Linked DNA regions of Homo sapiens: regions 1 and 3 are each linked to region 2. A link is a loop called in an ENCODE intact Hi-C map of the cell type or tissue named here. Cell type or tissue: CD4-positive, alpha-beta T cell. All regions are shown on one strand. Links, peaks and the distances in the headings refer to the core of each region. The heading gives the core; the rest is flanking DNA.

Region 1 (10,110 bases), core at 1,533-9,532, 640 kb before region 2:
GAGGACCACCCTGTGAGGTAGGAATTAGCAACCCTGTTTTAAAGGGGAAACTGAGGTAAGGTATGACGCTTTCCTGGCAGGGCCAGCCTCTGGCACAGCAACAGGGGGACAGTGAGGATGGCCAGATCTGGGTGCCCCTCCCCACTGCCTTCTCTTCCAAGCTACAGTCTTTTATTCAAATTCTTCTCCTCTTTTTCTCTCTCATTTCCCCTCCCCCGCTGCCATGTTTTTTATGCTTGTGGATGTCTCATGCAAGAGTGTTCAATAGCTCCTCCCAGCAGTCTTAGAAGGGAGTGTAAAGATGACCAGACACGGAACCCCGAGAGTTCACTGGGGGTTCCCAAAGGCATGTATAGGATCCAACGTGTTTTTTCTGCCTCCCACTCTGCCCCCTTTCAAGAAGTGCACCTGTGGTTCAAAGTTCAGCTTTTACTGCCGGTGCATGTGTAGGAGAGGACAGGGCAGGCTAGAGCCCTGCTAAGGGCCAGAGAATCTCATCCCACCCAGAGGAGGGTTCTTTTAGGCGGTGGGTACAAATCTCAGAACATCCCCACTGTATTGTTGAGAGGGTGAGGTGGGACATGTTGGGGGAAGAGCGAGCTGCAACCGGTGCAGCTGCGATTATTCAGAGCAGAGGTGGCTTCAGAGACAACATTAAGCTTAACCCTCAGGGGCCCTCTTTGCCTTGGGAGGAGCCCTATCAATGCTTTTGTCATGTGCTTTTGGAAAATATGTAGAAGACATTTTTACAAGTTGGTTGAGGCCTAGTGTCTCTTTTCAGTTCATATTCTCCCTCTGTCACGCGTCTGTCCTGTTGGAATGGCTGTGGCTATTTTGGATATGGCTAAGGGAGAAGGTAAAATTGGGGATCATTTTGTATGAGTTTAGTGGGACACATTTCTGGGCTTTGAAGTCACTTCTGTATCTACTAAAAATTGCTATAGTTATCTTTGTGCATAAATTACTTCTGGCTGATGTAAGCAAATCCCCGTATCGGGACTCAGCCGGGGAGGGTTTTTGGCTTTGCTCAGGAAGGAATTCAAGAGTGAGCTAACAGACAAAACTGAAAGCAAAGCAAGTTTATTAAAGCAACATTGTACAGCAAAATGGCTGCTCCACAGACAGAGCAGGGCTACCCCACAGGTAGAATAGCACTCCAGGATTGCTGGCTAGCTATATTTATACCCCCTGCTAATTATATGCTAAATAAGAGGCAGGTTATTCATAAACTAGGAACAGGAAGTTCCTGGAACCATATAAGATAATTCCTGGGTTATTGCCGTGGGATCATTTGTAAACTGTCATGGCCCTGGTGGGAGTATCTTATGCAAATGCATTTTAATTCCTATTCCGAGCTGGTTTTGGCCATTCTTTGTTATTGTTATGTTCTGTTTTGATCAGCAGGGTTTTGACAGGTGCTTGGAAAAATCCTGCTGATCTCCTCCCTCACAGGGACATGCCTACTGCCAAAGGAGAGACGGAATTATCTTTCTATTCTCCCCATAGAAAATATTACAAAATCACTGTCACACGAAAATGTGATCAAAGAGTCTGCAGCCAAGAAATATGGGGGGGACAGAGTGTTTTAAAGGCGAAGGTGTGTCTGTCACTTAGTAAAAATGTCAGGATTCTTTTTTTTCTGGAGTTTGTGGTGTTTGTCGGCTTTTCAAAATTTGTCATTCCTTTTCTTAATCTAAATAATCATTTTATAGAGAAAAAAAATTACTCATCAGTGTTGATGATGCCCTGGTTTTCTGTTCAGCTTTGTTTTCCAATCAACTCTTCACCCAAGACTCAATCCTCCACCCTCCAACTCTTCATCCAAGACTCAATTCACCCAACACTCAATCCTCCACCCTCCAACTCTTCACCCAAGACTCAATCCTCCACCCTCCAACTCTTCACCCAAGACTCAATCCTCCACCCTCCTCCAACTCTTCACCCAAGAGTCAATCCTCCCCTCCCAGTGTTTACTGATCAGCCTCCTATCAGCTATTAATGGGACCTCAAACATTCTCTATGGCTCTGTTCTCACGCAATGCAATCTGCTAATCTCTAGGAACTGCAGACCCCACTTAATGCATTTAAAGTATGTATAATGTGACCCAATAGCTTCTTTATCCCAAGCTTATTGATTCCTATAAGAATCATCATCCTCAAGTCACACATGAGGAAACTGAGGCCAAGGCCAATGCTAAGGCTGATGGAAGTGACAGATGTTGAAGATGACACAGCATGACACGAGGGATGAGGTCAAGGCTATTGATGAGGTCAAGACAGCTGTTGTGCTTTGTCCCAAGGCCATTCCAGTTGGTGACAAAATAACTATAACAGATTCCTGGCCAGGGCTTCTCCCTCACAGCAGCTGCCTCCTACTGGAGTCAGAAATGCCTTGGTTTATATAGTTTCATTCATAGGCTGTCTTAACTCTATTTAAGCAGAAAAGGGCTGAAATGTCTTGCCCAAGATCCCTCAGCTAGTAAGTGACAGATGCAGGTTTCAAATCCAGGTCGCTGGACTCAGGGCAGGGCCAGGGGGAATGAGGGCAAACAGACTGGCAGCTGATCAAACTGACACTGCCTTCCTGGTAAAGGGGACAGTGAGGAGAAATTGACAATAGCAGGAGGCTCTGACCACAACAGGCTGCCTCCAGTCTCTTCTCTCACCAGTGGCCCCCAAAGCCACGTGAGTTGGGCTTTCTGACCACACTTTATTGCATTTGCAGACCCTACATGCTTTAAACACACTTTTAGTATCTCACTGGGTCTCTAACAACCCCAGGAGTGGGCAGGGCAATAATTATTTCACAGTTGACAAAGCAGCTTCACGAAAACATTGGGAGCTCAATAACTTCCCTATTGGGATGCACCCCCAGGAGCTGTTCAGTTAATGTCATAGCAGGTTCAGGGAATGGGCTTAAACCCCAAGATATCCTACACCATTTTGTACACAGCAGGTTCTGTAGGGAGAAAACCAACAAGGTCTTCCCGGAGGGAATGGGCTTAAACCACAAGATATCCTATACCATTTTGTAAGCCTCCCTGTGATCATTTCCCATCCAAGTACTAACCAGGCCAGACCCTGCTTAGCTTCTGAGATCAGACGAGATTGGGCGTGTTCAGGGTGGTATGTGAAAGATTCTCCCCGGGGCCTGAAAGTTTGGGGGGATGAATAACTCCTCCCTTCTCAGGCCCAGTCCCAAGGCACAAGACCACTTGTGCTAGCAGCGTGTGTCAGCAAGATAGCAGAAGCAGGAAGAGAGCTGGCCAGGAGACACGTACCCCTGAAGATCAAGAGAGAGGCCATCTGGGTACCATGTAGCAGTTACATCAGACTGGGACACTTCCTGTTTACAGGAGACTATAAAACCCCTGCCCCGTCCTCACCTGGGGCTGACGCCATTTTAGGCCTCAGCCCATCTGCACCCAGGTGCTCATTAAAACAGCGTGTTGCTCCACACTGCCTTGTGTTCTTTGCTGGCAAGCTCTCGGGGTTCGAACCAACACAAGAGCCTTACAGTATGGCCGCAGATGTCTCCCAACATTTCACAGAACCTGGTCAGAATAAAACATTCCATGGGGGTTCAGGTCATAAAAAAATACTGCCTAACCACCTAACCACAGGAACATCTCTATTACATCCTGCTGGATGAAGGGCCCAAGGAACATCTTCAACATCCTGCAGGGGAGCAAGCTATACTGCCCCTTCTCCCCCGGTCCAGACCCATAACTGACAGAGCAGGAGCACTGCCATCTTGAACAAATACCACCATTCTAAGTTCCCCCTTCATTAAAAGCCGCCTAAATCCAGCCCCAAAACATCAGCCTAATGGCTAATGTCAGCATAACCAGAAATATTCCAACCCTAAGATAAACCCCTCTGACCAGAAACATGCCAACCCCGAGACAGCCTCCCTTCCGACCAGAGACATTCCAACCCCGCAATAAACTTTCCCTCACACAGAAACATTCGGAACCTACGATAAGACCCCTTCCAAAACCCTTAAATATCCTTAGTCTGTAACAGAAGTTAGTCTGAGCTAACTCGGCCAGAAGCCCCTCTCAAGTTTATTTTCTAAAATAAACCTGTCCTTGTTGACTGCCCAGCCACCCTTCGTGTTGCTTTCCTCTTCCTTATAGTAAATGTCCCAGTCTGTAAGTGGGACTCGTGCTCTGAGACTAAGCTGGTCCCCCCTCCACAGGTTTGTGCTGGCAATAAACCTGTGTTGCTGTTAAGCTGCCAACTCTTTAACCCTCACCTTCCCTTCAAAACCTAACAAAGATGAATGAGGCATGAACATGAAGACAGAGGGTCAAACCCAAAGAGCAGATTCCGTGAGAAGTCTCCCTATTGACAAGGGTTACTAAGGATGGGGTCTTCTCTGGACCCCCTAGTCTTAGACTTAGTCCACCACATCCAGAAGCCCTTGAAATAAGATTGCAGTGCTTCTGGCATAGCCAAAGACATAGACTTCTCTAAAAATCAGTGCCTAGCTCTCCCCAGGCTGGGCCCTAATTTTTAGTCCAAGCTGTATTATTTTGTAAATCTTCCTGCCATTTCATAGACCCTGGTCACAGTGAAACATTCTGCAGGGGTTTGGGCTGTAAGTAACATCCTCCCCAACTGTCTGACTTCTTTATCACATCTTGTTGGGACAAAGGTTTAAGAAATATTTTTATTAACATCCTCTTGGGCAGTAAGTCCTACCATTCCAGACCCCTCATCCAGGCCTATAATGATTCCAGCCTGTAAGTGCTAGTGGGGCTTTGGCATTAAGTTGGTCCCCACCTCTGTAGGTTGTGTTAATAAACCTGTGTTGTAGAGTGGTCAACTCTCTTGTCTTTAACCCTCGTCTTTTTTCAAAAACCTAACACTCATGTGTCCTCTCCCTCACCTTCTCCTGGCATCCCTTGCCACTGTCCCTCTGTCCCTCTTTCCCCTCCTTAACCCAAAGGGAAATCTCTCCCAAAGGTAAAAGTCTCCCAGGGGTTAAGAGGGAGCTTGAGGCACCAGAAAGAGCTATAGTCACAGCCACCTGTGAAAGCCATCTCTGAGGTCCCTTCCTGTCACAACAGCTGGGCTCCTGACTCAGACCAAGACAGCTTTTGTTTCTTTTCCTTTCTAGCCCCCCACTTCCCACCCACCTTTCTGCTTTCTCATATGGGCTCATTATGGTTTATAGGGCTGGGGAACGTTGCCTCTTCTGCCCTCCATTTCTCCCATCTCCCTTCTTTCCCCTCCACTTTTTCTGAGTCCACTTCTCTTCCCTTCTTCTTCCTTCCCTCTGGGACGCTGCACAGTTCCTTCCACCCGGCACGGCCTGGGACTCTAGACTCCCTCTGAAGGCACGGAAGTATTTCCTTCCCTCCCTCCGACCCGATCTTTCTGCCCTTGATTCAAAACAATCTGAGGTCCCTAGGCCCTTCCCTTTCCGCCTCTGCGCTCCCCATGGGGTCCGGTGTAGTTTTCCCGCCCCTTCCCTGCAGCTCCCGAGACCACCCGGACACAACGGAGCCATCCAGCGCCCTCAGAGGCCCTGGGCACACGGGCAGATGGTCACCGCCTCCTAAGGGAGCAGCGCGCGCCCGTTGCTCGCTGCCCGTTGGTTGTTGCTGGTAGCTCCGGAGGGCGGGGTTGGCGAGGAAAGTGAGTCCGTATGTCCCCAGCATGCTCCGCGCGGGGGCGGGGCTCTAAGGGGGCAGGCGAAGGCGGAACTGGCGTGGTCAAACCAACCTATCAGCCTCCAGCATGCTCCGTGTGGGAGCGGGGTTCCCGGGGGCGGGGCTTGGTTTGTGTGCCCTTCCGGCGTTTCGCCCCTGCGTTCTCTGAGATGCTCCCACGCAGATGTATGGGCCTAATTCGCTAATATCCACTCTATATCCTGTTCCATCCTCTTGTAATGGGCGTTTGGAGTGTTGCCAATTTTTTGCTGTTATAATGATTGTAATAGCATATTAAAAAACTTGAACATAGTTTGATTGTAATAACATTAAATATAGCATCTTAAACATACAGTTTGAGCGTGCCAACCTGATGGGTGTGGAATGTAATATTCATTATAACTTTGATTTTCATTTCCCTACTTTGAGTAAGTTTGAACTTCTCTTTATGTAATTATTGACTACTCTGTTTTCATGTTCTGAGAATTGCCTGTTTGTATTTTATGCCCATTTTTCTATTGGGTTGTGGTTTTTATTGATTGGTAGTTCTTTATAATTTTATGGATACCAGTCTTTTACTAGTTCAGCGCATTAATTGCAAATATTTGCTCCCACTCTGTGGCTTGCTTCCTTTCCACCCCTAATTCCTAGGGTGTCTTTTTGAAGCACAAATCTAAAATTGTAACACAGGCGACTATCAATCTTTTCCTCTATGATTTGAGCATTTTGTGTTTTGCTTAAAAACTCAGCCCTTGTCCCAAGGTCATAGAGATATTCTCCCGTATTTTCTACTGATCCATCCCCCATATTTAGGTCTTTGGTCCATCTGTATTAATGTTTATGTGTAATATGAGATAGGGATCCTACTTTATCTGTATTGTGTTAACCAAAAAATGACTGAGACAGGTGTCTCAATCAATAAAGGTTAATTTAGCCAAAGTTTGAGGACATGCCTGGGAAAAACACAAGTCTCAGTTCCTAATATTAACCGCTTGCATTTAGTAGAAATGACCTTCAAGGTTCTCTGTAGCAGAGATGTGGTTGAAAAAGGAAAGGAAGACATAGGGTTTGTAGATGGCCATAGCTTCACGGAAGAGCGAAAGAAGGGCAGGATATGTGGTTCTCTCCCTATGGAAAACCATAGAGGCCAAAAGCTTCCCTGCCCAAACTTCAGCCCCAAAGACTCAGATAATAGCCTTAACCAGAGCCCTGGCATGAAGAAAGGACAAGGCCTTGACTGTTTATACAGACTTGAGATATGTGCTCACTGTGATCCATGCCCATGGTGCAATCGGGTACGAAAGGGGACTTCTGAATGCCAATAACAAATAAATCAAATATGAAACATAAATATTGGCACTACTGCACAGTGGAAATGACTAGACAGATTGTGGGGGTCATCTAATGGGGGACTTTGAACTAATGAAGGGGAGCAACCTGGCACACACAGGGAGGGAAAGTCCCTGCTTCCTTCAGTACCTCTTTATGAATATAAACCAATAAACCAAGACACTCCCCTGGGGAATTACAGGAAGCCATGCGAGAGGGAGAGCATCAGAGTTCCCTCTCAGAGGGATGGGCCCTAAATAAGAGAGGCAGGATTTGGGTGCCCAGAAATCTGAGTTGGGCTATTATAAAGCCTGCCCATGATCTCTCAATCTATGGCAAGAAGACTATGCACACCTAGCTCCTCAGGATAATAAGGACCCCAAAAGCAAAGAAAATGATGGATAAAGTGGCTGACCAATGTGTCTATTGTCAGAGAAACAATGCTCAAAACAGACCTCCCATATCTCCCTTGGCCAAGGTGGTACAATTCAGGGGAACCATGTGAGGGGAGGACTAGCAAATTGACTCCAGTGTTATGCCTATGTCTTCTAGAGGATTTAAATATCTCCTGGTGCTTTTCTGATGCCTTTGCTGGTTGGATAGAGGCTTTTCCATGCTGGACTGAAAAGGCAGAAGCCATGAAGTCTTTACTAAAGGAATTTATCCCTCCATTCAGTCTCCCTAAGTCAGTCCAGAGTGCTAATGGACCCGCATTCATTTCTAACATAGTAGTAAAAACTTCCCAGGCCTTGGTCATACAGTGGAAGTGGCATGTAGCCTGGAGACCAAACTCCTTGGGAAAGACTGAAAGGTCCCATAGAACTCTCAAAGGTATCCTAGCCAAGTTATGCCAGGAGGCCCAAGATAATTGGTTAAAGCTGTTACCCATAGCCTTGGTCCAAGTATGGGTAGCACTCAGAGAAAGAATGAGACTTAGCTCCTTTGAAATGCTATATGGGGCTGGGCACAGTGGCTCATGCCTGTAATCCCAGCACTTTGGGTGGCTGAGGCAGGTGGATCACTTGAGGTCAGGAGTTTGAGACCAGCCTGGCCACATGGTGAAACACCATGTCTACTAAAAATACAAAAAATTAGCCGGGTGTGGCAGCATGTGCCTGTAATCCCAGCTACTCAGCAGGCTAAAGCATGAGAATCGCTTGAACCTGGGAGGCAGGGGTTGCAGTGAGCCGAGATCACGCCACTGCACTCCAGCCTGGGCGACAGAGCAAGACTCTGTCTCAAAAAAAAAAAAGAGAAAGAAATATTATATGGGGCCGGGTATGGTGACTCACACCTGTATTCCCAGCACTTTGAGAGGCCCACTGGTGAAGAGGATCACTTAAGCCCAGGAGATCGAGACCAGCCTGGGCAACAGAACAAGACTCTGTCTCAAAAAAGGAAAAAAGAAAGAAAGGAAAGGGAAGGGAAGGGGAGGGGAGGGAAGGCGAGGGGAGGGAAGGTAAGATTATATGGGGCCGGGCGTGGTGACTCACACCTGTATTCCCAGCACTTTGAGAGGCCCACCCGTGAAGAGGATCACTTAAGCCCAGGAGTTCGAGACCAGCCTGAGCAACATAGTGAGACTTCCTCCCTATTTAAAAAATAATAATAAAAACCAGGCGTGGTGGTGCGCACCTGTAATCTCAGCTACTTGAGAGGCTGAAGGAGGAACACTGCTTGAATTCAGGGAGGTCAAGGCTGCAGTGAGCTGTGATGACGCCACTGCACTCCAGCCTGGACAACAGACCCAGTCTCCAAAAAAAAAAAGAAATGTTAATATGTAAGGCCTTATCCAGGCGTGGCCAGCCCCTTCTCTTGCCCAGATGAGGAGATAGAAAGGGTGATGAAGCATATTATGTTATTCATCTGGAGTCATTTGTTGCTATTCTCAACCACCTCAGCAACCCCAGCCTCCTGGTCCCCTCTGGGGTAAAACTTCATCTGTACAACCCAGGAGACTGGGTATACCTCAGGACCCAGAAGGCTGAGTACTCCCAGGACCAGCTCAGCCCGCTATGGATGGGGCCCAACCTAACACTTTTAACCACTCATTCTTCTCTTAAACTCCAAGAAGTAACCCCTTGGATCCATCACTCAAGAGTGAAGAGGCCAGGCATGGTGGCTCACGCCTGTAATCCCAGCACTTTGGGAGGCAGATGGGGGAGGATCACTTGAGGCCAGGAATTTAAGACCAGCCTGGGCAACATGGTGAGACCTTGTCTCTACAAAAAGTAAAAGAATTAGCCAGGCACCGCTAATTGGTGGTGCACGGAGGCTGGGGCGGGAAGATCCCATGAGCTTAGGCGTTTGAGGCTGCAGTGAGCTATGATTGAACCCCTGCACTCCAGCCTGAGTGACATAGAGAGACTCTGTCTCAAAAAAAAAAAAAAAAAGAGTGAAAGCCCAGGAGCCCCCAGAAGATGCCTCCCCAGCATACATTTGTGAACCCATCTCAGACCTCAAATTGGTTTTTAGAAGAAAAGGCTCAGATAAGTCAAGTGTGCCCCTTGCCATTCTCTTGCCATAGTAGGCATCTTCTTTATCCCTGCAGGAACCCTCATGCTGTTGCCCTTTTACACTGTGGAGATGCTTAGGTGGTGGCAAATCCCTTCATAAAACACCTAAAAATGGCCCCTATGCTTTTTGGCCTTTTTTTTTTTTTTTTTTTTTTTGAGATTGAGTCTCACTCTTGTCGCCCAGGCTGGAGTGCAGTGGCGCAATCTCGGCTCACTACAACCTCTGCCTCCCAGGTTCAAGTGATTCTCCTGCCTCAGTCTCCCAAGTAGCTGGGTCTACAGATGTGCGCCACCATGCCCAGCTAATTTTTTTATTTTTAGTAGAGACGGGGTTTCACCGTGCTGGCCAGGCTGGTCTCGAACTCCTGACCTTTTGATCCGCCCACCTCAGCCTCCCAAAGTGCTAGGATTACAGGCGTGAGCCATCGCACCCAGCCTGCTTTTTGGCCCTTTTAGTTGCCTTGGCCAGTGATCTCTGGGAGGCCAATATAATAATCAAGGTCTCCTGTATCACAGCTGGTGGGAACAATCTGTTCAAATGTTGGATGTGCCATAGGCTTCCCCACACTTGGATGGGGTGACCTGTTGCTAATCCTTTGAGAGGA
Region 2 (10,593 bases), core at 1,587-9,586:
TAATGTATCTGAGTTCATGAGGCCCCTGGAGGTTTGCTTGACTCCAAAGACCCCAGGACCACCAGGGTGTGAGACCATGGCCAGGAGAAGGGAACTGTCACGTAAGCTATGAAGCATATGTAATATTCTTGTGAGCTCCATCCCCCACCAACCCTGGGCGACCTCTCGGTCTGTCTTTGCCAGGCTGTGAGGTGGAGCAGAAAGGGCCTGACCTAGCGTTCCAGTCTCAACTGTGCCACTGCTGGCTGGCTGTGGGCTGGGCAGCTGACTTCCTCTTGCTGGAATGAGTCTGGCCATCCCTAAACAGGGGGACTTTGGTCTGATTCAGTCATTCAGTCAACAAATATTTCCCAAAAGCCTAGTAAGTGCCTGGTGTGTGTACTGGAGATACAGCAGTGAATGACACAAAGTCACTCTCCTGGTGGATAGCAAAAATAAGCAAACATAGCAAAATAGAGGCCTAGGCTGGGGAAAACAGTGGGGGTGTGCCTTAGAGGGGATGGGGGAACAGCATGTGCTAAGGCCCTGAGGTGGGGCAAATGGGCTTGTGGCATGCAGGACCCTCCTCCGTAGCCACCTCATGAACCTGGACAAAGTTCAGAGTCTAAAGAGGAAGAGACTTATCTCTGCTGTTACTCACTCATGACACTCATTCAGCACGTGAAAACCTTGCCCACATTGTTTCCCCATCTGGCAGGTCTCTCCTGGACTGTGTGACCAGCTCTGTGTAGAGCCACCCCAGGAGCCCTCCTGCTGTGCCAGCCCCAGTTCCCCTCACTTCCCTGTGTGCGCCAGCTAAGACGGCCACTCACTAGTCCTGGGATCTGTCCTGGCCTTTCCAACCTACCAGGCTTTGAATCCCAAGTTCCTCCCTTCCTATGTCTGACCTTCCCCAGCCTTCAAGGCCTGGCTCAGAGGCCATTTCCAGGGCCTTCCCTGATCACAGACTGGCTACACCCTTTCACTCATCTGTACTTCTCTGGGCTTGAGTTCACACTTTGCCTCCTAGGATGCGGCCCTTGCATTGAGCTTGTCTGTGCCCTCCTGTGTTGCTTATACGTTCCCAAGAGGCAGGGACCTATCACTGCTCCTGGTGTCTTTCTACTCCATGTGCAGCAGGGCCCATGGAAGGCACAATGGCATGAGCAAAGCAGGCCACCTGCTAGCTAAGTTGCCTGGCCTCTCTGTGCCTGCTTCTTCCTCTGTGAAATGGACTACCAGACGCCAGCCTGCAGGGTGATGTGAACCCTAAGGACAAGAACGTCTATAAAGCCCTTTGCAGGTGCTAATAATGTGAACCTGCCCCCAGCTGGGGCCTGGTATGCTAAGCCCAGGCTGGACTGAGGCCTCATTCTCTTCCTTCCTCTTAACCCAGATGCCTCCAAAAGATACCCAGGCCGTTCACTCAAGGCGCTCACATGTTCCCCTGCTATCACTGCCAAGGATTCAGTGGCACTGACCCCTGCCTGTCCCTGCCCCAAATTCCACTCCCAGCACCTCTCCCACCTCTACATACAGCAGCCGTAGGGATTCCCATTCAGTTTCCCACTGCTCTTGGAATAAGGTTCTCATCCCTTACCGGGGCCCTGCCTAACCTGGCCCGCCAGCCTCATCTTGGCTGCCCTCACCTGTGGTCTAGTTAACCTGTGAACTCATCAAGGCTTCATTCTACCCCAAGGCATCTGCACGTGAGGATCCCTCTGTCTGAAACTCTCTCCCGGCTGCTGTTCTCAAGGTTGTGTCCCTTCTAGTCATTCAGGTCCCAGCTCAAAATCTCTTCTTAGAGGTTTTTCTGACTAAGCCTTTGAGAAACGAGGGAACTCTCCTTCACAGCATCCTATTCGTTTCCTTCACAGTGCTTGGCAAAAGTAACAATAGCATCAAGCCACTCTCTTGAGACGGCAAGCTTCCTGAAGGCAGGTGCTATGGTATCCTCTCCAAAATTTATGTTGAAACTTAATCTCCATTGTGGTGGTATGAAGAAATGGGTGCAGAAGATATCCACAACCAAAAATATAAATAAATAAGAAGTGTGGCCTTTTGTGAAGTCAGGAGGGCTCTGCCCTCATCAGTGAACTAGTGCCTTATAAAAGGGCTGGAGGAAACTAGCATAGGCCATTTTTTTTGCCCTTCTGTTCTTCTGTCATGTAAAAGCAGTGTTCATGCCCTTTCTGTTCCTTCCACCATGTGAGGACACGTAGGTGGCACCATCTACAAGGAACAGGCCTTTACCAGACACAGAACCTGCCAGCGCCTTGATCTTGGACCTCAGAGTCTCCAGAACTGTGAAGAATTAAATTTCTAGAGCTGGGCACAGTGGCACACACCTGTAATCCCAACTACTCACGAGGCCAAGGCAAGAGGAGCCAAGGAGTTTCAGACCAGTTCGAGCAAAATAGTGAGACCTCCATCTCCAAAAAAGAAAAAAAGAAATTAAATTTCTATTGTTTCTAAATTACCCAGTCCCAGGTATTTTGTTATAGAAGCACAAATGAACTGAGACAGCAGGAAACTTGCTGATCTTGTTCACTGTTATTCTCAGTTGCTGGTGTTGAATGTTTAATAGTAACTCAATAAATATTTGCTGGAAGAAATAAACTTTTTTTAGGCCGTGCACAGTGGCTCACGCCTGTAATCCAAGCACTTTGGGAGGCCAAGGCAGGCGGATCACTTGAGGTCAGAAGTTTGAGACCAGCCTGGCCAACATGGTGAAACCCTGTCTCTACTAAAAATACAAACATTAGCCGGGCAGGGGCCAGAGCCTCTTATCCCAGCTACTCGGGAGGCTGAGGCAGGAGGATTGCTTGAACCTGGGAGGCGGAGGTTGCAGTGAGCCAAAATTACGCCACTGCACTACAGCCTGGGCGACAGAGTGAGACTCCATCTCAAAAAAAAAAAAAGGAAAAGGAAAAAAAAGAACTTTTTGTTTTCTTCTGAAACAGGGTCTCACTCTGTCGCCCAGGCTGGAGTGCAGTGGTGTGACCAGAGCTCACTGCAGCCCTGAACTCCCAGGCTCAAGGGATCCTCTGACCTTAGCCTCCTGAGCAGCTGGAACTATGGGCACACGCTACCACACCCAGATAATTAAAAATAAAATAAGCCCTCACTGTTTGCTAGGCTCTGGGGACACAAAGGTAACTAAAGACCCACCCAAGCCCTGACCCCTAGGGACTCATAAAGAGCTGAGCAGTGGGAGAGCTCTATGCAGGATGTTGTGCTGTCACGGTGAATGCCTGCCTGTTCAAGAACCCCTCACAGCAGCCACACACTGCCTTTTTGTTTTTCTCTACTCATACTGTTTCCTCCCCAGCTTTTGCTCTTGCACATCCCTTAGTCTAGGAGTGTCCAATCTTTTGGCTTCCCTGGGCCACACTGGAAGAATTGTCTTGGGCCACACATAAACTACACTATCACTAATGATAGCTGATGAGCCTTAGTCTGAAATGTTAATGTTGTCTCCATGCTCTAATCCCTCTCACTCTCAGGGCCCCTCAATATGGAGTCCTTAAAGAGGCAATGAGAATTCTTCAGTGGCAGATGGGGATGAGGTTGCATTTGCCTCCTTCCAACCCTCAGCCCAGAGTAGGCACTTAGATATGCTTGGGGAATGGAAGGCGTTTTCCAAAAAGACCTCATACCTTGAGATGCCCAGGCCTACTTGTCACTTCCCTGCTCTGCACCCCTCCTCCCCCAGGCTTCCAGACTACAGCCCTCTGTGTGAGGCTCCCTCCTTACTCTGTGGCTTGGGCTGTGACACTGACTAGCTGGGCTATCTTCTGCCAGGCTATGACTGTCCATGCCTTTCCATGTCCAGCTATAAAATGTGGCACAAGACAGCAGCTCTCTCTCAGAGACTCAGCTGCGCCTCCTCCTCTTGCCCTGCGCTCTAGAACTCCTTGATCCTGAGGCCTGGCAGGCCCCACAGGGCCATCTCCAGCCTCGGCAAGGGCGGATCGGACCTAGAGGTGCTCATGTTGGGGGTGATAAGGTTAGGCGAGGCCTTGGCATCTGTCCCCATAACAGCTTTAGCCTTCTAAACACAAAGCCACAGCCAGACGTTGCTGCCTGGAGCCAAAGGGCTGCCTGGAAGGCCCTGGCCTGAGCTCAGTTAGTGGCTGTCACTAAGGAAGGCAAGCAGTGCACTAGCCTTTAATACTTAACCCATCTCAGACTCAGTCTGCTCAGCTGCAAAAGTGCAAATCACAGTGGGCACCTACTTCACTGGTTCGTTATGAGGATTAATGAGGCACTGCATGTAAACAACTGCACGCAGCGCGCGCCTGCCTCATAGAACACTCCCTGTGAATGTAAGCCATTCCTCCTCTGAGGCTCAGGAAAGGCAAGTATCTTGTCTCAGACCACAGGGCTAGACAACTGGAGGAGGAGGGTTGTAAATCCCCCACCAACTCCACACAGCAGACACAAAAGGGAACACTCCCTGGGAGTGACACCTGAAGGTCAGGGTCCCACATGCTGTTGACCTCTTCCACAGTTGGCACTTCACTTCAGAGTTTACTAGCTAGAACTCCGTTTGTCATCAACCCCGCGCCTTCAGCAGGACAGGAATCACGTCTTCCCCCTCCCCTACGTCTTGGGCAAGCAAACTAACGGCCAAGACATTGAATACCAGTCCGGGTCTCCGCCCCAAAGGGGCTCAGGCTACCGCGTGGCAGAGAGAACGAAAGTGAAGAACAAGAGCAAGACAAAACGCCGAGTCTCGGAGGCCAGGGCACTGGCCCTTCCATTGCTCGGTGCTCTCGGCCAGTTTCCTGCCCTTCCCAGCCTCAGTCCTCCACGGTTTCCCAAGGCATGGGAGCTCCCAAGGCGGCTCCAGCAGGACTTTTCGCTTCTGGGGAAGGTGGTGCCCCTGCTACCCGGACCTTCCCACCATGCTGACAAGGGTCGCAATCCTGCGAGTGTCAGGAAACCCCCACTGACTGGAACCAGGCGGGTGTGGGGGCGAGGCGGGAGTCGGCCCAAGGTCGCGCGACTGGACCCTGCCCCGCGCTAGGGAGGGGTCCCTTTCGTTCCTAGGGTGAAGACTGGGCCCACAGAGAGGCACTGACCGGGCTCGAGCGGCGGCCCCGCTGCCTCCGCCTCCGTCCTCATGACCCGGGCGGCGCGGGGCGCCCATGGCCCCGGCCCAGAGCGGGCTACAGCTTCCGCTTCGGCTGGGGCGGGAGGGCGGTCGGTGCGTGTCGAGTTCCTTCTCCGCCACCGCCGCCGCTGCGGAGGAGAGAACGGGAGGCGGCGGCTGGGCCGCCCCAAGCGCCGCCCCAGCCCTTCCAGGTCTCGAATCTGGAGGCCCCGCCCCCTCCTTAGGCCCCGCCCCAAACTTTGATCTTAGAGGTCCCCAGCCTCTTGATTTAAGTCTGCTCCGGCCATTCGCCGCCTCAGCGTTGAGTGGCCCCACCCTCTCGCCCAATCCTCGCGCAGACGCGCAGCTCACCAGGACGCGGGCCCCGGAAGCCCCGCCCCTTTCTTTGAGCCCCGCCCCAAAGCTCGTGCATTTCCTGAATAGAGGCTCGTCCCTTCGGCAAGCCCCGCCTCTGCCGGGTCCCGCTCTTTTGCCAGTCCTAGGTGTAAGCCCTGATCCCGCCCAGTGCATCCCCGAGGCCCCAAGCAACTCTCCTCCAACTGTCTTTAGGGATAACCCTGAGCGGGCAGCCGCTCTACTCTATACCTAACTTTATCCGTACCAGATACCTAGCCTCACTCAGGGCCCCCCTTACCTGGCGGTGCCGGGATCAACAAATGAAATTGTGACGGGAAGTCCTGGCCCTTGGCCCAACCTCCTGCTGTCCCCGGTCTGAGGGCCCAAGCCCCGCGTCTCCGCCTTGCCGTCCAGCCTGTCCTTGGTGTGGGGTGCTTGGAAGTGTGAGCACCCTCTCTGGCTCTTTGCCGGCCCCAAGGGTCGTTGCGGCGGCCCCCGGGCCCAGTCATCAGCCCTCTTTTCCGGTGCCGGAACTATCGTACTGGTGCCCTAGTTTCCCAGCCGGCAGGCGGAGTGAGGAGGAAGCGGAGGCGAGACCGCGCTCAACACTGGGGAAAGGAAGGAGGCGGGCCCTGCGCGCAGCATTTTGGGAAAGAGTGGAATTCTGGGTGTTAGGCCCGCCATTCGCTTGACTCACGCCTTCGCCGTAGCATCTTTCGCAGCGGACCGAAGAGAAGAAAAGTAGGCCAGAGCCGGTGAGGCTGGGGACGGGCGAGGGGAGGTCGAGGCGCCTGTGAGGGGCCAGGGGCTGGAGAAAGACTTGCTGCATGGAACTCTGCGGGGCTCGGGGAGGGAAGAAAGCGGGAAGCTTGGGCCACCCAAACATCAGCGTCGCCTCACTAGCTCCTGGAAGTAAGTTCATTAGCTTTCCCCTCAACGTGCATGCTTCTCACATTCTGTATCTCTCCAGGTGAGTGTTTTTCAAAGCTTCCAGGCAGTAATCTCGAAGTCATTTCTGATTGACTATCTCCTTCCCCCAAATCCTATGAGTTTTTTTTTGTTTTTTTTTTTTTAAGTAGAGACGGGGTTTCACCATGTTGCCCTGGCTGGTCTCGAACTCCTGGGCTCAAGGGATCCACCGGCCTCGGCCTTCCAAAGTGCTGGGATTACAGGCGTGAGCCACCGCGCCCAGCCGGTCATTTTTTAAAAAGTTCTTTGTATCTCTGCCCCAGTCCCCTTTCAGGCAATGGTCCCCTCATGCTTTCCACACTGTTGCAGCAGTTTTAACTGTTGCAGAAGTTTTAACAAGTTTCTCTGCTTCTAAACCTTACGTTCTATCCATTTTGTAAATAAATGCTGCTATCTTTTCATTGCGTCATTCTTTACATATAATTCTGCAGTGGTTCTCCACTACCTTCAGCATAAAATCTAGACTCCTAAGGCTGAAAGCCAGGGATCCTCACCAAAGGAGCCTGTCCTTTCAACCTCATGTTCTCCTGTCTTAGGTACGCTTAAGTTGAAACTTAGAGTTGTTGCTCATCTCAATAAAAAGTTCACTGCTTGATGCTTTTGATTAGGTCAAGTCAGGTGCTTTCCCTGATTTTCCTCCATGACAAGCATTTCCTGCATATAGCACGTTGTCACTTTGATATTTTCTCAATATCCTTGATAGTAAAATAAGTGAAGGGTTAAAGGGCTGAATTAAAAGTACAGCCTGCTCTCCTAGATGTGCATGGTCCTTTGGTCTGTATCTGCACCTTCCATAGGGTAGCCACTAGCTACATGTGGCCGTTGAGGACTTGGAATATGGCCACTGGGATTGAGGGACTGGGTTTTTTTATTTTAATTCTATTGTGTTTTAGTTAAGTTTAATTTAAATAGCTACGTGTGTACATGAGCTGCTGTATTGGACAGCTCGGGCCTGTATTATTCTCAAAACGTAATCATCTACAATTAAGGGTTAACAAATAACAGTGCAACAAATTAACATTCCAGTCCCCCTCCCCTGACACACACAGTATTGGCTAATGGTCCTTTAGCTGAAGATTAAGGGACATAGGGTAGCGGGGACACATGACCCATGGGAGATGCTCTCTTTTCATTCCTAGTTTTACTTCTGTCCATCCCATCATTCCTCCTCACCCCACATCTTGCACATATTTGCCAGATAGTTTCCTCCAAACCAGGAGCTGAGCTTTTTTTTTTTTCCTTGGTAGAAAATGCAGCTTTGGTGTTTTTGCTAAGTTTTATGGAGTGCCAGGCCTTAAAGGAAGCATGATGTGTGCCACATGCCTTTTCAGACTCTGAAAGATGAACTGACTGTTGTCTCTCTCATTGTAGAACTCTCTTCCTGCCAAGATGTCTATTGGTGTGCCGATTAAAGTACTGCATGAGGCCGAGGGCCACATTGTGACATGTGAGACGAACACCGGTGAGGTATATCGGGGGAAGCTCATTGAAGCAGAGGACAACATGAACTGCCAGGTATTCTGCTTTGCATGTGAGGCTGTGTGGGAGGAATGGCCCTGTGTCTTGAAGGACAGAAAAGTGTGTGTTGAGGGTCTCTGGAAATTGTTCTCATTCAGCAGTGATTTCCTAAGTGCCTAATGCATACCAGTCAGGTGCTGTTATAGGCTCTGGGGGTGTGGGCATGAACGAGACACATAATCTTGAGGCAGAAAAGCCATTTGGAGGTTTGGAATATTTTACTTTGTCCTTTTTGTTTTTTCCATCCCCAAATATGGGGGTCTATTTGGGAGAAGTGCTACTTCCTTCAGTAGAATCCTTCAGATTCAGGGCCATTATCCATTTGCCTCCACTTGCTTTGCGATTAGCAGAATCTTCTCACCTACTGTATTTGTTTCCCTTTTCTCTTGGAGGAGGAGTCTCATTTGATTATTGCAACTACCTTGTGAGGTAAGCAGGTTTGGTGATAGTCTTGTCATCCATAAAATAGGGAGAATGAGATTAAAGGGCTCATCACTCTGATGATAAATAATGGAGTAGTTTCCTGATATGGTGTCCTTCTCATGGCACAACTTTGCCTTTTGCATAGTCATCTGAATTTTTATAGCATTGTTTTTCAGTTGTATCTTCACACTTTCTTTGTTCTTTAAACCACTGGTTAAGAACTTGGACTTGGGAGTCAGAGAGAGATGTGGGTTTGAATCCTAATTATATGACTTTAGATGTATTAACCACTCAGTTTTCTCATCTGTAAAATGGGGGTGGTATTATGTTGGGTTCTTTGATGTAGATGCCAAGACAGAATTTTGCAAGGTATTTATTGGGGGAAATGACAATAAAGGATAAAAGAGCAAGGAAGCAGTAGTAGGCAGGGAAATTTTCAGTCTATGGTGCTGGTCTGACTGGTGAAATGAGAGGGGAAAGGAAGGAGGATTGAGCAGGAAGAGCCTTAGACTACAGCGTAGTTTTGAGGAAATCTCAGCAAGGCAGCGATTGCTCGTTAGAAGAGTCTAGCATGGGGCAGAAATGGGCGGACTGGCACCCCCGGTGTGTTCAGGCTGGCAACATGGGGAGAGAGTAGCCTCAAGTTGAATGCCATGGTGGACTGCAAAGATGGAGATTGTCGGCTGCCTGCACTCCTCATAGCCTGTTCTCTTTTGAAGGGAGATGTGAGCAGCACACCCTTAAGACTGCCACAGGGGTAATATCCACACCCCCAGGACTTTTACAAAGATCAGATGAGCTGTATGTGTGCCATAGCTGCTCAGTGCCTCACATACTGTGAGTGTTCAACATATGATACCTATTGCTTTTTTCCAGATGAGAAGGTCAGAGAGGTAAAGCACCTTACACCGCGGTCAGGCATCCTGACCATCCATTGGTTTGCAGGGTTCATTTATTTGTGATTTTTCTGTAGCTTTGAGCGTCTGTCATCTTCCTGCGAGGTTGACAAGCTTGGTCAGTTCCCTGAATGCAGAGAAGTAGACCTCTGGTGACTCAGGTTTATTGCATTACTGTCAATAGATCAGTTTATCTATTGAGGGTAGATAAGTTTATCATCTCTCATATATCCAGTCCTCTGGCTTAAGGCATGCTCATCCACTTTAAGGTTCTTTAATTTGGTGAGGAGAATGCAAGACTTGGGTTAGTGAAGCTTAATGGGTTTGTTCAATTAGCTGTATGTATTTGGACAACTTGCTGGGTTTCCAGGGCCTTTGTCATCCCATCCGTAACGTGAAGGTGTCTAACCAGATAACCTTGGTAGCCATTCAGAGATGCAGTCAACATGACACAAAGTGCACAGACCTTGGTGTCCGACAGACCTGGAATCAGCTTGTAGCCTGCCCCCTAGGGTGACTTGGGGCGAGCTTAGCTTTGGACCTCCTTCATCCTCTGGTCCCTCCTCTAAATCAGGGATAAAAATAGCACCTTGGCCTCAGAAGGAACCATGCCTGACCAATGGTGGGGGACAGCCACCTGCCTCCCTGCTTGTATTTGTATGCTAGTGCTACCATAACAAAGTTTCACAGACTGGGCAGCTTAGACAACACAAATTTATTTTCTCATAGTTCTGAAGGCTGGAAGTCTGAGATCAAGGTGTTGGCAAGGCTGGTTTCTTCTGAGGAATGTGAAGGAAGGATCTGTTTCAGGCCTCTCTCCTTGCTTATATATGGCTCTCTTCCTGTGTCTTCACTTGGTCTTCCCTCTGTAGTGTTTCTGTCCAGATTCTTCTTATAAGGATACCATGCATGTAGGATTAGGGCCCACTCTAATGACTTCATCTTAACATAATTATGTTTATAAAGAATTTTTTTTTTTTTTTTTTTGAGATGGAGCCTTGCTCTGTCACCCAGGCTGCAGTCTTGCTCTGTCACCCAGGCTGGAGTGCAGTGGCGCGATCTTGGCTCACTGCAACCTCTGCCTTCCAGGTTCAAGCGATTCTCCTGCCTCAGCCTCCTGAGTAGCTGGGACTACAGGCATCTGCCACCATGCCCAGCTAATTTTTGTATTTTTATATTTTTAGTAGAGACAGGTTTCACCATATTGGCCAGGCTGGTCTCGAACTCCTGACCTTGTGATCTGCTCGCCTCGACCTCCCAAAGTGCTGGGATTACAGATGTGAGCCACCATGCCCAGCTTGCTTGCTTTTTTTTTTTTTTTTTTTTTTTTTTTTTTTTTTTTTTGAGAGTCTC
Region 3 (10,593 bases), core at 1,456-9,455, 840 kb before region 2:
TCAATTGGAGGCCGCACAATCCCCAGTTTCAAATTACAAGTAAAACCTCCACTCATCCAAAGACTACAGTAGTGGCATAAAAATGAATCCACGAACCTAGGGACGTAAGAGAACCTAAACACACACCTGTACGCAGTCAACACATTTTTTTCAAAGAACACCTAGAAGATGCAATGAGGCCGGGTGCTGTGGCTCACACCTGTACTCCCAGTGCTTTCGGAGACCAAGTCGGGTGGATCACTTGAGGTCAGGAGTTTCAGACCAGCTTTGCCAAAATCGTGAAATCCTATCTCTAGTAAAAATACATGCAAAACCAGGTAACCCAGCCAAAGTTGGGCAATGAACCCGAAGAGACATTTCTCAAAAGTCCCAGCTACTCGGGAAGCTGAGGTGGGAGAATCACCTGAGCCCCGGGAGGTCAAGGATGTAGTGAGCTGAGATTGCACCACTGCCCTCCAGCTTGAGCAACCAGAGCCAGACACTATCTCAAAAAAAAGGAAAAAAGGAGAAAGAAATAAACTACACAGAGAAAGACAAACATCACATTTTCTCACTCAGGAGGAATCCACAAAACTTTATTTCATAGAACTAGTAAGCATAACTGTTCTTACCACGGGTGGGGGTTGAAAGGTGGGGCATAGTCAGAGATTGGAAACGGCATAAAGTTACATACTCCGTGAGAGGAATGAAACCTGTAGTTCTATTCCACAGCAGCAGGGTGACTAGGTCTAACATTATCAGAGCGTACTTTTCAAGAAAGCTAGAAAAAGAGGATACTGAATGTCTTCACCTCAAAGGAATAATAACTCTATGAGGCAAGAGAGATGCTAAATACCCTGATTTCATCATTACACAATGTACGCATGGACCAAAGTGTCTCATTCTACCTTCTGGTAGTACACCTTTACCATAGGGTAAATTTTTATAAAGAAATTTAAGGAAACAGGCTGAGCATGGTGGCTCATGCCTGTAATCCCAGCATTTTCAGAGGCTGAGGTAGGTGCATCACTTGAGGCCAGGAGTTCGAGATCAGCCTGGTCAACATGGTGAAACCCCATCTCTACTAAAAATACAAAAATTAGCCAGGCATGGTGGCACACGCCTGTAATCCCAGCTACTTTAGGGAGACTGAGGCAGGAGAATTACTTGAACCTGGGAGGCGGAGGTTTCAGTGAGCCAAGATCGTACCACTGCACCACTCCATCCTGGGTGACAGCACAAGACTCTGTCTCAAAAAAACAAAAAACAAACATAAAAAAAAACGTGTATTTGGCCAGGGGCAGTGGTCATACTTGTAATCCCAACACACCACCACAGGGAGGCTGAAGAGGGAGGATCACTTCAGCCCAGTAGTTCAAGACCAGCCTGGGTAACATAGAGAAACCACATCTTCCCTAAAAAATAACAAAAATTAGCTGGGCGTGGTGGTGTGTGCCTGCAGTCCCATCAGCCCCAAGTACTTGGGAGGCTGAAGTGGGAGGATTGCTTGAGCCAGGAGTTTGGGGCGGCAACGAGCTACGATCTTGACGCAGGGTAGGTAGTCAAGGAAGTGACCGTGTCCTTCGGACGTGCCAACCACGGCGCTGAGACATCTGATGTGTGAACAAGCATGTACAGCTACAGCCCATGTGCACCCAGAGGATGACCCAGAACGTGCTTAGAGTAACACCTCTTCCAACTCCTTAGGAATTCATCATGGAAGACTCCCAGAAAGGGAGTTTCCCCAGTAATAATCAGCGCTCTCTCATCCTTAGGAGCAGACTGCCCTGAATCCTCTCTCAGGGTGAACCGTGTATTTTGGACTTCACGATCTTTTTTTAGATGGGGTCTCGCTCTGTCACCCAGGCTGTCTCAGCCTCCCGAGTACCTGGGATTATATAATGGAGTGTTGCAATCTCAGCTCACTGCAACCTCCACCTCCCAGGTTCAAGCAGTTCTCCCATCTCAACCTCCCTAGTAGCTGGGATTACAGGCATAAGCCACTGCACCCAGGCTATTCTGCACTTAACTTGCAAAATACTTTTCCCTTTACAATAAATTGCTCTATGCTGCATCACCTTTGCTGTGTGATTTCTTATTTAAATTCTTTTTTATTTATTTTAATTATTCATTCTTTTTGAGACAGGGTCTCACTATGTTGCCCAGGCTGGTCTCGAACTTTTGAGCTCAAGCGGTCTGCTGACCTTGGCCTCCCAAAGTGCTGGGATGACAGGCATTAGCCACCACACCCAGCCTAAATTCTTTGAAACTTACAACTGCGGCCCCACAACAGCTGTCAATCATCGCACCACTGCCATCCAGCCTGGGCAACAGTGCAAGGCCTCATCTCACAAAAGGAAAAAGATATATTTAAAAAAAAAAAAATTAAAAAACATTTTTTTTTCTTAAAGACAGGGTATTCCAGCCATGTGCGGTGGCTCACAGCTGTAATCCTTGCACTTTGGGAGGCCGAGGCGGGTGAATCATTTGAGGTCAGGAGTTCAAGACCAACCAGGCCAATATGGTGAAACCCCATCTCTGCTAAAAAAAAATACAAAAATTAGCTAGATGTGGTGGAAGGTGCCTGTAATCCCAGCTACTCGGGAGGCTGAGGCAGGAGAATCACTTGAACTCGGGAGGTGGAGGTTGCAGTGAGCCCAAGATTGCACCAGTGCCCTCCAGTCTGGGCTCCTACAGAGTGAGACTCTAGCTTAAAAACAAATAAAAATAAAAAAGACAGGGTCTCCCTCTGTTGCCCAGACCAGAGTGCAGTGGCGTGGTCACAGCTCACTGCACCCTTGACCTCCCAGGCTCAACAGATTCTCCTGCCTCAGCAGCTGGGACTACTGGCATGCATCACCATGCCTGACGGTTTTTAATTTTTTGTGGTGATGGTCTCGCTATGTTGCCCAGGCTGGTCTTAAACTCCTGGCCTAAAGTGATCCTCCTACCAAGTCCTCCTTACAAAGAGCTGGGATGACAGGCGTTAGCCACCGCACCCGGCCCCTCGAAGCTGCCTGTTCCTTGAGCACAATGTGTAGCAAGGGGAGCTAGAGTGAGAGCAGCACCGTGGGGAAGGGACAGGATTGCCACCCTGAGCTGTGTGACGTTAGGCCAGACCCCTCTTCTCCAAGCGAGATCTACCACATGGGTGATTTCGGGAGCCCACGCCGGCTCAGACAGCCTGGATTTTAGCTTCATAGGTGGATGGGAACCTATGAAGGTTTAGAGATGCTGGGAGAGCTTTCCAAACAGAGAACAAACACAGCCACCCTGGGCCCCACTGAGGGAGGATCTTACCAGAAGCCCTCACCACTGTCTCGCTTCACGCCGGTGGTGACGGTGACGTCATCGATGTAGGTGGGGGGTGTCGTGTATAGAAGCAGAGACCACAGCAGTCCTGCGTAGCTGAAGAAGTCAAAGTCTGTGTTCTGGACAAAGTAACCCTTGGGATACCTAGGGCGGGAGAATTGTGGTTCGCTGGGCCCTTGCCATGGGTCTTTTGACCTCAGCTCACATGCCTCCCCAGATCCAGGGCCTCCTCTCTGCGAAGGCCACCCTGTCCCTGGCAGGAAGACCACAGGGTGGGGCGGGAAGGTGGGTGCGTGCAGTGGAGGCAGGATGGTCCCCACTTGGAGGTGTCGGTCATGTACAGATGGTCCCTGGTGGCAGGGTTGGGGGGTGAGCGTGTTGTTGATGGCGATAGTGATGCAGAGGTGGGAGGGCAGGGGCTCCACCTGGAACAGGCTGCTGATGTCGGCCTCAAAGGGGAGGTAGCCCCCTTCATGCTCTACCGTGTCGACCCCATTTACCCACTGCAGACATAGGAGATATGGGGAGGGGGTGGCAGGTCAGGGCATGAGGAGGGGCACTGCTATCAGGCACTCCCTCACATAACCTGCAGTATGGGGATCGGGGGCCTGCCAGCCAGACGGGAAGAATGACATCCCAATGGGGTACATCAGGCCACCTATCCCTCTACACAGGGCACAGCCTCCAGGGCAGGGCAAGGACCCCCACCGTCCCACCCCAGAAGACAGGCTATGGGTGGTAGCTGAGGGTCCCATGCTGTTCAGCAGCTGTGCCCACCCACCCGCCCTGCCTGCTCCTGGCCTCACTGACCACGATGGCATAGAAGTGGGCACTGCCAATCCTCAGCACCACTCTTGTGCACAGGTCCTGGATCCATCGCTCCAGCAGGGTCACCTCCCGTTCATACCACAACCAGCTGACAAAATGCCGCAGCCGCCAGCCCTGGCCGATGTCGTTGAAGCTGGAGGGAACCGGCATGTCCACGGTGGGGCCTGACTGCGAAGAGAAGGGCTGGGCTCAGCTCCTAGGCCCCCCAAAGGGATCCAGGACCAGTGTACTGCACAGCCACGCCCCCAGGCCTAGCGCAAACACTGACACACGGTGGGGACTCCTGGTGGAACAGACAGATAACTTGCTGATGACAGGTCAATTGCCAGGGCGGTTTGTACACCTGGGCCAGTGGGGCCAGGAGTTCCTCCTTGGAGCGGATGGAACCCAGTATCTCCCAAGACAGGGGTGAGCCCAGGGGCACATCCCAGCACGAGGCAAGAAGGTTCAGACCTGTGACTAAGAGGCAGATGGCCCACTGCCTGTCACAGGGAGGAAGGCTGGTTAGGGGGATGGGGGGTGCTTTGCTTAGGACACTGTGAGTGGGGCACACGCTGGCACCCAGCCTTCTCCTCTCTTTCTCCTGTACTGAATGCCGTAAAGTCAGAAAAAGAGGATGTAGGCTGGGTGCGGTGGTTCACACCTGTAATCCCAGCACTTCGGGAGGCAGAGGCAGGCAGATCACAAGGTCAGGAGTTCGAGACCAGCCTGGCCAATATGGTGAAACCCCATCTCTACTAAAAATACAAAAATTAGCTGGGTGTGGTGGGCCTGTAGTCCCAGCTACTCAGCAGGCTGAGGCAGGAGAATCACTTGAACCCGGAAGGCTGCACTGAGCCAAGATCGTGCCATTGCACTCCAGCCTGGGTAGCAGAGAGAGACTCCGTCTCAACAAAAAAAAAAAAAAGAAAGAAAAAAAGAAAAAGAGGATGTACACCAGGCAAACGCGGCCCAAACCTCATCGGATCCCACTTCTCTGCTGACCACATCCAAGTCAGGAGGGGAAGAGGGGTGGCGTCCTTGGCCTGAGGTCACATTCTGTCCTCTATCTGAACCGTGAAAACCAAGGTACCTTCCCACCTTGGCAGAGCTGACCTCAAAATATCTAAACTGTCGCCTCCTCCCGATCCCCGGGCCCAGCTCTGGGCAGCGCCTGCCTCTCAGGCCTGACGAGTGCCTGGGTGGCTCATGCCTGTAATCAGCACTTCAAGAGGTTAATGTGGGAGGATGGCTTGAGGCCAGGAGTTCGAGACGAGCCTGGGTAACTTAGCGAGACCTATATCTTAAAAATACGAACAAAAAAAACAAAAAAAATTGATTTTGTTTTTAAGACGGAGTCTCACTCTGTCTCACAGGCTGGAGAGCAGCGGCGTGTTCTCGGCTCACTGCAACCTCCGCCTCCCTGGTTCAAGCAATTCTCCTGCCTCAGCCTCCCAAGTAGCTGGGATTACAGGTGCTCACCACCACGCCTGGCTAATTTTTGTATTTTTAGTAGAGATGGGGTTTCACCACGTTGGCCAGGCTGGTCTTGAATTCTTGGCCTCAGGTGATCGGCCTGCCTCGGCCTCCCAAAGTGTTGGGATTACAGACGTGAGCCACGAGCCCGACCAAGTTTGTTTGTTTGTTTGTTTAAATTAGCCAGGCATGGTGGTCCCAGGTAACTTGCAAGGCTGGGGCGGGAGAATCGCTTGAGCTCAGAAGTTAGGATTGCACCACTCCGCTCCCACCTGGGCAGCAGGGCCAAACCCGGTCTCAAAAGCATTTCAAAAATTAAAATTAAACATTAGAAAGAAGGACACTGCCCGGGCTCAGCCTTCGCCTAGGAACGGGACTCGACAGGAGCGCTTCTTCCTCCTCCCGCCTCCACCGCTCCGGCCCTCGCGGGTCCCCCAGGTACTCCCGTTCTCCAATCCCGCGCCCCCAAGCCCGTTGACCTTTAACCTCCTCCGGGCCCCCAGCTCCGGGGCACTACGGTGAAGGAGGCTGCAGGGCGCCGGGGCTTACCCCATTCCCACCGCCGGGCTTCCGGGCGACTCCTGGCCCTGCCCCGAGTCCGCGCCTCCGACAGCGGTCGCCGGTACCTCTGCTCCTCGAAGCCCCGGCGTCGGTTGTCGGAGAAGTCGGCGCGGAAGCTTCAGAGGCCGTCCAGCTGCTTGCGCTGCCACGACGGGCTCTCTCGGGGATACAGCATCCCGTCCGGTAGCGCCAACGTGCAGCCATACAACAGCAGCCGGAGAGCCGCCCAGGCCACTGCCGCCCCCCAGGCGAGGCTTCCCCCTCCCCGTCTCGGCCGCAGTCTACGGGGATAAGAGCTGCGCGGGAGGAGCATTGCGGCAAGGTCGCGTGACGCGCCGGTAGCGTGACGCGACTTAGGTCGTCCGCGCCATCTTTGTTGAGGGCGATTGCCAGGCCTGGAGGGGCGGGGCGGCGCCTGTGGCTGGAACCCTGGGCTAGGCCTTTAGGGAAGCGGGACCCCCACCCTCAGCCCCAACCAAGAAGGGCGTCGTCTGCTCCCCATCGTCGTCTGCTCTGTGCTGGATGATCCAGGGCCACAGGCCAGGACAGAACCCCTGAGATTGGTGGGATCCCCGTTTCTTCAAGGGGCACCTCCACTTGCTTTCCCCAGCAGGAACTAGAGCAGGCCCCAGTGGAGCCTCTTCCATGACTGCTGGATGCAGCCTCTTGCAGGCATGCACGTCCTTGGGAGGCGGCGGTAGCCCTGACCCTGGGCCTCTGGGACCTCGACCCTAACCGAGGGGCCAGAAGCTCCCTCTTGGCGTTGAAGACACATGAAGATGCAGGGAGAGAGGCCAAGTGCAGTGGCTCACGCCTGTAATCCCAGCACTTTGGGAGGCTGAGGTGGGCAGATCATTTGAGGCCAGGAGTTCGAGACCAGCCTGGCCAACATGGCAAAACCCCATCTCTACTAAAAATACTAAAAAAAAAAAAAAAAAAAAAAAAAAAAAGCCAGGCATGGTAGCAGGCACCTGTGATCCCAGCTACTTGGGAGGCTGAGGCTGGAGAATCGCTTGAACCCAGGAGACGAAGGTTGCAATGAGCCGAGGTTACACCACTGCACTCCAGCCTGGGCAACACAACAAGAATCTATCTCAAAAAAAAAAAAAAAAAAAACATTGCACAGAGAGGGTGCCCTGCGGGACCCCACTTTACTCCAGTAGGGAAGGCACCGTGTGGAAGGGTAGAGGAAGAGATCTGGAGACAGTAAAAAAGACAAAGGTTTATTGAGGGGACTTTCACACAGGTGCAGTGGCTATGGCTGGACATGAGAACCACTACATGATTTGTAAAAACCATGCAGCTTCCATAACATTTTCACCTAACATCCTCGACCAGTTACCGGTGGAAGGTATCCAACTTCCCAGTGGTGAATCCATACACATCTGTAGCAACCTCAATTCTTGCCGCCTCAGAAGAAAGAATTTGACCGAGGGTCATAAGGCAGAAACCAGACAGAGGCAAGTTGCAGAGTAGGAGTAAAAGTTTATTAAAAAGCAGGCCGGGGCCGGGCATGGTGGTTCATGCCTGTAATCCCAGCACTTTGGGAGGCTGAGCCAGGTGGATCACCTGAGCTCAGGAGTTCAAGATCCGCCTGGCCAACATGGTAAAAACATGTCTGTACTAAAAATACAAAAATTAGCTGGGTGTGATGGTGAGCGCCTGTAATCCCAGCTACTCAGGAGGCTGAGGCAGGAGAATCTTTTGAACCTGGGAGGTGGAGGTTGCAGTGAACGAGATTGAGCTACTGCACTCCAGCCTGGGCTATAGAGTGAGATAGTATCTAAAAAAAAAAAAAAGTTTATTATAAAACTTTAGAACAGGAAATAAAGGAGGAAAGGAAAGAAGGAAAGTACAACTTGGAAGAGGGCCAAGCAGTCGACCTGAGAAACCAAGTGCCCAGCTTGACCTCTTGACTCAGGGTTTCATAGGTTGGCATCGTTCCAGGATCTTGCCATTCCTGATTCCTTAGCTTGGGGCTCCGAACACACATTCTTCTTAGACCATAAAGTCATTCTTCTTTTTTTTTTTTAATTTTATTTTTTTGAGAAGGAGTCTTGCTCTTTCGCCCAGGCGGCACTGCAGTGGCACTATCTCGGCTCACTGCAAGCTCCGCCTCCCGGGTTCACGCCATTCTCCTGCCTCAGCCTCCTGAGTAGCTGGGATTACAGGCGCCCGCCACCGCGCCCGGCTAATTTTTTGTATTTTTAGTAGAGACGGGGTTTCACCGTGTTAGCCAAGATGGTATCGATCTCCTGAGCTCGTGATCCGCCCGCCTCGGCCTCCCAAAGTGCTGGGATTACAGGCGTGAGCCACCGCGCCCGGCCGACCATAAAGTCATTCTAAGGGTACACATCAGTTATGGCTGTTGGGTGCCTCTGCCATACAGAGGGGTCCCTTTGGTCCTAGGAACCTGGACTGGACACAGTTGTTTGTACGATTACTCCCCCACCCCATTTTTTCATGCTCGCCAAATCCACCTTCTGAGAATGGACCTTAATACTGGAAGGATACCCCAGTATAGTGAAAATAAATACATTCTAGGAACTGACAAGGCCTAAAGGCTTTTTCCCAAATGTTTATGCTTGTTTTCTTATTTAGTTATTTAGTTTTTTTTTTTTTTTTTTTGAGACAGAGTCTCGCTCTGTCGCCCAGGCTGGAGTGCAGTGGCACAATCTCGGCTCACTGAAAGCTCCGCCTCCCGGATTCAGGCCATTCTCCTGCCTCAGCCTCCCGAGTAGCTGGGACTACAGGTGCCCGCCACCATGCCAGGCTAATTTTTTGTATTTTTAGTAGAGACGGGGTTTCACTGTTAGCCAGGATGGTCTCGATCTCCTGACCTCGTGATCCACCCGCCTCTGCCTCCCAAAGTGCTGGGATCACAGAAGTGAGCCACCATGCCCAGCCTATTTTCTTTCTTTAAAATTTTACTTGTATATTCCTTTAGTAAAATGCTTACATGCTTAAATTAGGATATAGTTCACTGTTGATGAGGCAGCTTTAGGCCAAATTTAACAAAAGTAAGAAAAAGTAGGATGCCAAAGTTTATACAGTATGTAAAAATCAGTAATTCAGGACGGGCTTAGTGGCTCACACCTGTAATCCCAGCACTTTGAGAGGTGGAGGCAGGAGGATGACTGGAGCCCAGGAGTTTGCAACCAGCCTGGGCAACATAACGAGACCGCTGTCTCTACAAAAAATAAAAAAATTAAAAAATTAGCTATGTGGAGTGGTGCACGCCTATAGTCCCATCTACATGAGAGGCTGAGGCAGGAGGATTGATAAAGCCCGGGAAGCAGAGGTTGCAGTGAGCCGAGATTGTGCCACTGCACTCCAGCCCAGGTGACAGAGCGAGACCCCATCTCAAAAAAAAAAAAAAAAAAAAAAGACTAAAGGGTGCCAGAGAAGATGCCTTCCTTTTTTCCTTTTCCTTCTTTCTTTTTTTCTTTTTTTTTTTTTTTTTGAGAGTCGCGCTCTGTCGTCTAGGCTGGAGTGCAATGGCCTGGTCTCGGCTCACTGCAACCTCTGCTTCCCGAGCTTCATCAATCCTCCTGCCTCAGCCTCTCATGTAGCTGGACTATAGGCGTGTGCCACCTGGTTCAAGCAATTCTCCTGCATCAGCCTCCTGAGTAGCTGGGATTACAGGCGCCCACCACCACGCCCGGCTAATTTTTGTATTTTTAGTAAAGACAGGGTTTCACCATGTTAACCACACTGGCCTTGAACTCCTGACTTCAGGTGATCCGCCCGCCTCGGCCTCCCAAAGTGCTGTGATTACAGGCATGAGCCATCGCGCCTGGTGAATTCAAATATTTTTTACGTTTACAGTTGGTTAAGAAAGCAAAGCTTTATCTAAAACCTTGGGGTCAGCAGAAGGGATGTTAAGTTTTCACCTGTGAGTCTGATTCCCTCCAAGCCCCTCAGGAAGAAATTTAGAACAAAGAACTCCAATCAGAGTTCAGCCCTTGGTTCACCCTTATCTGAGGTCAACGTGAAAGCTGTCGCCATTTTTCATCTGGTTGAGGTCTGCGCTTCTGAAAAACAACTTAGGGACATTTGTCAAGATGTTATCTTTACTTTCTATAGGGGATCAAATATCTTGTGGCTCTAACCGACTTGGGTGGCTGTTGTTCTGAGCTATTATTACTTTTTCTTGTTTTTTGTTTTTTGTTTTTTTTTTTGAGACGGAGTCTTGCTCTGTTGCCCAGACTGGAGAGCAATGGCCCAATCTAAGCCCACTGCACCCTCCGCCTCCCGGGTTCAAGCAATCCTCCTGCCTCAGCCTCCCGCGTAGCTGGGATTACAGGCATCCGTCACCACACCCAGCTAATTTTTGTATTTTTAGTAGAGATGGGGTTTCATCACATTAGCCAGGCTGATCTCGAACTCCTGACCTCAGTTGATCTATCTGTCTCGACCTCCCAAAGTGCTGGGATTACAGGTGTGAGGCACTGAACC

What was found. A loop is a pair of places that touch in the nucleus more often than their neighbours do. Peaks named below come from ENCODE experiments on the same cell type or tissue, not always from the same donor. Only the 100,000 strongest peaks of a DNase experiment are listed, where the experiment ranks them.
Region 1: a loop joins it to region 2, with 4 times the contacts of the local background. A loop is called at or near these places in 5 of 110 quality-filtered maps.
Region 3: a loop joins it to region 2, with 4 times the contacts of the local background. A loop is called at or near these places in 2 of 110 quality-filtered maps.

What each region holds. Positions count from the first base shown.
Region 1 is chr22:23,908,392-23,918,501 of GRCh38, forward strand. No RefSeq gene overlaps it. Among named protein-coding and RNA genes, the nearest start is that of MIF-AS1, 15 kb to the left of the region's middle. RefSeq lists an enhancer at 145-989. In CD4-positive, alpha-beta T cell, for the core only: no CTCF peak of the experiment used is centred there; a DNase peak (open chromatin) is centred at 5,700; H3K4me3 peaks cover 1,169 bases; H3K27ac peaks cover 1,416 bases.
Region 2 is chr22:24,549,883-24,560,475 of GRCh38, forward strand. GUCD1 (guanylyl cyclase domain containing 1) reads right to left here and starts at 5,256. Exons shown (of 6, transcript NM_001284254.2): 1 at 5,067-5,256. The coding sequence starts at 5,109. It overlaps SNRPD3 (small nuclear ribonucleoprotein D3 polypeptide), which reads left to right and starts at 6,117. Exons shown (of 4, transcript NM_004175.5): 1 at 6,117-6,189; 2 at 7,775-7,918. The coding sequence starts at 7,793. RefSeq lists a silencer at 5,005-5,364 and enhancers at 5,825-5,924, 9,647-9,696. In CD4-positive, alpha-beta T cell, for the core only: no CTCF peak of the experiment used is centred there; DNase peaks (open chromatin) are centred at 5,409 and 6,049; H3K4me3 peaks cover 3,332 bases; H3K27ac peaks cover 1,802 bases.
Region 3 is chr22:23,710,908-23,721,500 of GRCh38, forward strand. It overlaps the pseudogene GUSBP11. Among named protein-coding and RNA genes, the nearest start is that of RGL4, 25 kb to the left of the region's middle. RefSeq lists enhancers at 6,007-6,646, 6,437-6,596, 6,647-7,286. In CD4-positive, alpha-beta T cell, for the core only: no CTCF peak of the experiment used is centred there; a DNase peak (open chromatin) is centred at 6,454; H3K4me3 peaks cover 1,632 bases; H3K27ac peaks cover 832 bases.